Linked DNA regions of Homo sapiens: region 1 is linked to region 2. Evidence: read pairs that join two places in POLR2A ChIA-PET (ENCODE). Cell type or tissue: MCF 10A. All regions are shown on one strand. Each heading gives the region's core, and the rest is flanking DNA. Links, peaks and the distances in the headings are about the cores only.

The links. ChIA-PET counts read pairs that join two places held together with the same protein. Peaks named below come from ENCODE experiments on the same cell type or tissue, not always from the same donor. Only the 100,000 strongest peaks of a DNase experiment are listed, where the experiment ranks them.
Region 1: POLR2A ChIA-PET joins it to region 2 with 5 read pairs; 2 of 35 experiments call an interaction of 5 or more read pairs at or near these places.

What each region holds. Positions count from the first base shown.
Region 1 is chr1:210,967,429-210,970,351 of GRCh38, reverse strand. All of the region lies in intron 6 of KCNH1 (potassium voltage-gated channel subfamily H member 1), which reads left to right. Among named protein-coding and RNA genes, the nearest start is that of KCNH1-IT1, 160 kb to the left of the region's middle. In MCF 10A, for the core only: no CTCF peak of the experiment used is centred there; no DNase peak of the experiment used is centred there.
Region 2 is chr1:211,035,939-211,038,861 of GRCh38, reverse strand. The region is part of intron 5 of KCNH1 (potassium voltage-gated channel subfamily H member 1); the gene reads left to right. Among named protein-coding and RNA genes, the nearest start is that of KCNH1-IT1, 96 kb to the left of the region's middle. In MCF 10A, for the core only: no CTCF peak of the experiment used is centred there; a DNase peak (open chromatin) is centred at 1,621.

The sequences.
Region 1 (2,923 bases), core at 160-2,659, 68 kb after region 2:
CACTCATAAGTGGGAGTTGAACAATGAGAACACATAGACACAGGGAGGGGACCATCATACACCGGGGCCTGTTGGGGGTGGGGGACAAGGGGAGGGAGAATATCAGGACAAATAGCTAATGTGTGCAAGGCTTAAAACCTAGGTGACAGGTTAATAGGTGCAGCAAACCACCATGGCACAGGTATACCTATGTGACAAACCTGCACATTCTGCACATGTATCCTGGAACTTAGGAAAATAAAAAAAAAATAAAAGCAGGAGAAAAAAACAAAACAAAACAAAACAAAATTAGTTTGGTGTGGTGGCATGTGCCTATAGTCCCAGCTACTCAGTAGGCTGAGGTGGGAGGATCACTTGAGCCTGGGATATTGAGGCTGCAATGGGCAGATATCATGTCACTGTACTCCAGCATGGATTACAGAGTGCAACCCTGTCTCAAAAACAAAAACAAAATGAAAAAAAGTTGTGGGATGAGGCTAAGACATTACTTAGATGGAAATTTAAGATATCAAAGAAGAAAGATTTAAAAATAACAAGCATTCAATGATAGTTTAAAAAAACAAATTATTTAAAAGTAGGAGGAAGCTAAAGATGAAAGTAGAAATTAAAGATTTAAAAAAATACACAGGCAAGATTAGCAATATCAAAAGTTGATTGTTTGAAAAGACTCACAAAAATGATAAAACTTTGGTGAGAAGGCTCAGACCAAACAACGTTAGGCCTAAATCAAGGCAGTTCTACAAATATAATAGAGTTTTAGAAGACAGTAAGAGAAAATTAAGCATTTAGAGCAGTATGTTTGAAAACTTAGACCAAATAATAAAATTCCTAGGGGAGATAAACGACTCAATTAAAATAATAGAAAAACTTATTGCCCTATAATTGTTAATAATTGAAGTGGCATATAACTTCTAATGAAGAAAATGTAAGTACCAGGTGATTTTATAGATGAGTGCTACCAAATTTTCAAGATATATATTATTCTAGTCTTATATAAAGTTTTATATAAAAAGTTTTTATATGTAAAGTTTTTCAGGTAATAGAGAAAGAAGGAATATTCTCAATTCATTCTGTAAGATCAGTAAAATCACAAAACCAAAACACATAAGCATGGTGTAGAAAAGTAAAATTATAGGTTAACCTCACTCATGAGGATGGATGAAAAATTTATAACCAAAAAAGAGTAAATAAGAATTCATAATGTACAGAAAAGGTAATGTGTCATAATAAAGTTGAATTTATTCCAAGAATATACAGGTGGTTTAATATTAGAAAATTTATAAATCTGATTTATTACATTAACAGATGAAAGGAAATAATCCGTATAATTAAAGATGCAGAGAAGGCAAAAAGTCAAAAACATTTCCTGATAAAAGCTCTTAGCAAATTAGGAATAAAAAGGGATGTCCTTAATTTGATAAGGAATATCTACTAAAAATCTTCTGAAAACATCATTGTAATGGGGGGATATTTTAAGAACATTTTATTTAAAATTGAGAACAAGACAAGAAACTACCATCAGAGTGAACAGGCAACCTACAAAATGGGAGAAAATTTTTGCAACCTACTCGTCTGACAAAGGGCTAATATCCAGAATCTACAATGAACACAAACAAATTTACAAGAAAAAAACAAACAACCCCATCAAAAAGTGGGCGAAGGACATGAACAGACACTTCTCTAAACAAGACATTTATGCAGCCAAAAAACACATGAAAAAATGCTCATCATCACTGGCCATCAGAGAAATGCAAATCAAAACCACAATGAGATACCATCTCACATCAGTTAGAATGGCAATCATTAAAAAGTCAGGAAACAACAGGTGCTGGAGAGGATGTGGAGAAATAGGAACACTTTTACACTGTTGGTGGGACTGTAAACTAGTTCAACCATTGTGGAAGTCAGTGTGGCGATTCCTCAGGGATCTAGAACTAGAAATACCATTTGACCCAGCCATCCCATTACTGGGTATATACCCAAAGGATTATAAATCATGCTGCTATAAAGACACATGCACACGTATGTTTATTGCGGCATTATTCACAATAGCAAAGACTTGGAACCAACCCAGATGTCCAACAATGATAGACTGGATTAAGAAAATGTGGCACATATACACCATGGAATACTATGCAGCCATAAAAAATGATGAGTTCATGTCCTTTGTAGGGACATGGATGAAATTGGAAATCATCATTCTCAGTAAACTATCGCAAGAACAAAAAACCAAACACCGCATATTCTCACTCATAGGTGGGAACTGAACAGTGAGATCACATGGTCACAGGAAGGGGAATATCACACTCTGGGGACTGTTGTGGGGTGGTGGGAGGGGGCGGGGATAGCATCGGGAGATATATCTAATGCTAGATGACGAGTTAGTGGGTGCAGTGCACCAGCATGGCACATGTATACATATGTAACTAACCTGCACAATGTGCACATGTACCCTAAAACTTAAAGTATAATAAAAAAAAAAGAAAAAAAAATTGAGAACAAGACAATGTTCACTGTCATAGCTTCAAGTCAATATTTTGTTCAAATTCCTAACCAATACAGTAAGAGAGAAAAAAGAAATAGTTGTAAGGATTGCGAAGGAAGAAACGAATGAAGAAAAATTAAGTGAAAGGATATTCTCTGACAGAAATTAAGACTTCTTATAACCTAATAATTGGGACAATATGGTATTGATTCAGGATAGACAAATTGACAGATGGAACTGAAGAGAAACAGATCCGTATATCAGGAAATATGAAGAATAAAGGTAGCATCACAGGTCACTAGGGTAAGGAAGGACCACTCAATAACTGGTTCTGGGATATTTGATTATTTGTAGAGATAAAGTGATTTTTTTTCTCCCTCATATCACATGTAAACAAGAAGCTTCAGATAAAATAAAAGCTTAAGTCATTTGTCTTAA
Region 2 (2,923 bases), core at 285-2,784:
AACTTTTATGCTGTTTCCCTTTTAAAACTGAATGCCTTTAACAGTATCCAAGTCACATCTTGAATGCTTTACTGCTTAGAAATTTCTTCCCCCAGATACCCTAAATCATCTCTCTCAAGTTCAAAGTTCCACAAATCACTAGGGCAGGGGCAATATACCAGCAGTCCCTTTGCTAAAACATAACAAGAGTCACCTTTGCTCCAGTCCCCAACAAGTTCCTCATCTCCACCTGAGACCACCTCAGTCTGGATCTTATTGTCCATATCACTATCAGCATTTTGGGCAAAGCCATTCATCAAGTCTCTAGGAAGTTCCAAACTTTCCCACATTTTCCTGTCTTCTTCTGAGCCCTCCAAACTGTTCCAACCTCTGCCTGTTACCCAGTTCTAAAGTTGCTTCCACATTTTCGGGTATCTTTTCAGCAACACCCCACTCTACTGGTACCAATTTACTGTATTAGTCCGTTTTCATGCTGCTGATAAAGACATACCTGAGACTGGGATGAAAAAGAGGATTAATTAGACTTACAGTGCCACATAGCTGGGGAGGCCTCAGAATCATGGTGGCAGGCAAATGCAGCAAGAGAAAATGAGGGAGAAGTGGCTGGGTGTGGTGGCTCATGCCTGTAATCCCAGCACTTTGGGAGGCTGAGGCGGGCAGATCACGAGGTCAGGAGATCGAGACCATCCTGGCTAACACGGTGAAACCCCGTCTCTACTAAAAAATACAAAAAATTTAGCCAGGCGTGGTGGTGGGTGCCGGTAGCCCCAGCTACTCGGGAGGCTGAGGCAGGAGAATGGCGTGAACCTGGGAGGTGGAGCTTGCAGTGAGCCGAGATCACGCCACTGCACTCCAGCCTGGGCAACAGTGTGAGACTCCATCTCAAAAAAAAAAAAAAAAAAAGAGGGAGAAGCAAAAGTGGAAACCCCTGATAAATCAATCAAATCTCGTGAGACTTATTCACTATAATGAGAATAGCAGGGGAAAGACTGGCCCCATAATTCACTTACCTTCCTTTGGGTCTCCCCACAACATGTAGGAATTCTGGGAGATACAATTCAAGTTGAGATTTGGTTGGGGACACAGCCAAACCATATCACAAGGTATGGTCTTGCTCTCCTACTCTAGTTAGGTGTAGTTTGGGGATTAGGGTAGGTACTCTTAAGAGAGACAGGCTCTGGCCGATGTGCCTGGTTTTGGATTTAATTGGGAAGTCCTGGAGAAGGTCCACAGTGGGAGATGGTGCCTTTGACCAGGAGCTGGTTGCATAAGATGACAGGAAGGCATGTTGCTATCATTCAGGGGTTCTGTAGAAAAACAGTAAGTTATCAAGAGTCTGTGTACAGTAAAAAAAAAAAAAAAAAAAAAAGCACTGAATTAGGAAACTGGACTTGAGCGTACAGTCCTGTTTTGTCATCTGCAATGTGATTGTGAACAAATAGTTTACCTTCTGGGTCTATTTTCCTAATTTGTAAAATAAGCAAAATACCAGCCTTCCCATTGCATGAGATGTGATGATGTATGTCAGTGTGCTATGAAAAATATTTCACGCTGTGCAGATGGATTAGTGAAAAGGCTCAGAGGCTTGGAGCTGGTGGCCTTGCTTCTACTCCCAGCTTCTCTGCTTACTCACCCCTTGCATGACTCAGGGTGAGTCATGTCACCTCCATTATTACAAAGCCTCCATTTTCCCATCTGTAGAACTCCCTCACAGGGTGGTTATAAGGATTTAAAAATACAATAGAGGACTTTTGGAAGTAAAAATGCTAGAGAAATGTGATAGGTTAGTCAGTCTGATTTCCCTATTTTTCATCAAGAGAAAAACCCTTTTTTCCTTCCAGAATCAGTCTTCAAGATGAGCATTGTTTGACCCCATAAATAATGGCCTTTAATGAGCACTTCCTCTGGACAAAGCCTGGCATTGGATGTTGTAGCAGGAGAGGATTAGGGAGAGTGTGGACTAGTGACATTATCCTAGGAGAAGTAGCATCTGCCTTTGGGGAACTCCCAGTCTGACTGGGGGAATAGGACAGACACAAGCCTCTCCTAGGAAGCTTCCATTGTACAAGACTAATCAAAGGAAGACAATAGAAGCACATGCTCATACTGACAAGGGCAGAAAAGAGGTGAGGGAGATTATTGACTGTACTGTAGTCACCAGGATCACCAAGACCAGGTTATTAAGCCTAATTTCTCCGCAAAGCTTCTGAAATCTCATTGAGCGTCTAACATAGGGCATGCTTCTATGACTGGACAAGGTCTGTATCCTATGCATTGTGACTCAGTGCCCAGAGATTCCTTCCCTTTGGAGGACACTAACCTCTTTCCAGATAGTTATATCCTGAATGATCCTGAGAAAGCTTTTTGTGCTGAGGGTGGAGATCACAGGCTCATGGTGAAACTTGCCCAATTGTCCTGTAGAACTTATGTTTTTGGTTTCTTTTCAAGAAACATAGAAATTGACCGTCCCAGTCTTAAAACTTAAGAAAGTTACATTTGTCCTATCTGAGTCCTTTTCTCAGGAAACCAACCATCAGGCCTCCCAGATAGTATCAAGGAGCTGAAACTCACCAGAACACTGCATCTGGACAATGAGTTGCCAGACCTCTCACCCATCATGATTGCCTAACCAACCACCTGCTTTTTGATGGCCAACTCTTCTTCCCTACCCCTCCCTAATTCCTGTTTACCCACATGTAGCTACATTCCTTCCCCACTACATAAACCCCCAATTTTAGTTGGTCAGGGAGATGGATTTGAGACTGCTCTCCTATCTCTTCAGCTGCAATACCCGATTAAAGCCTTCTTTCCTGGCAGTACTTGTCATCTCAGTGATTGGCTTTATGTGCGGCAAGCAGTGGAACCTAGACCAAGCGCCTGGTGCATTGGTAACAATCAGAGCAATGCTGTCACCTGTCTTTCT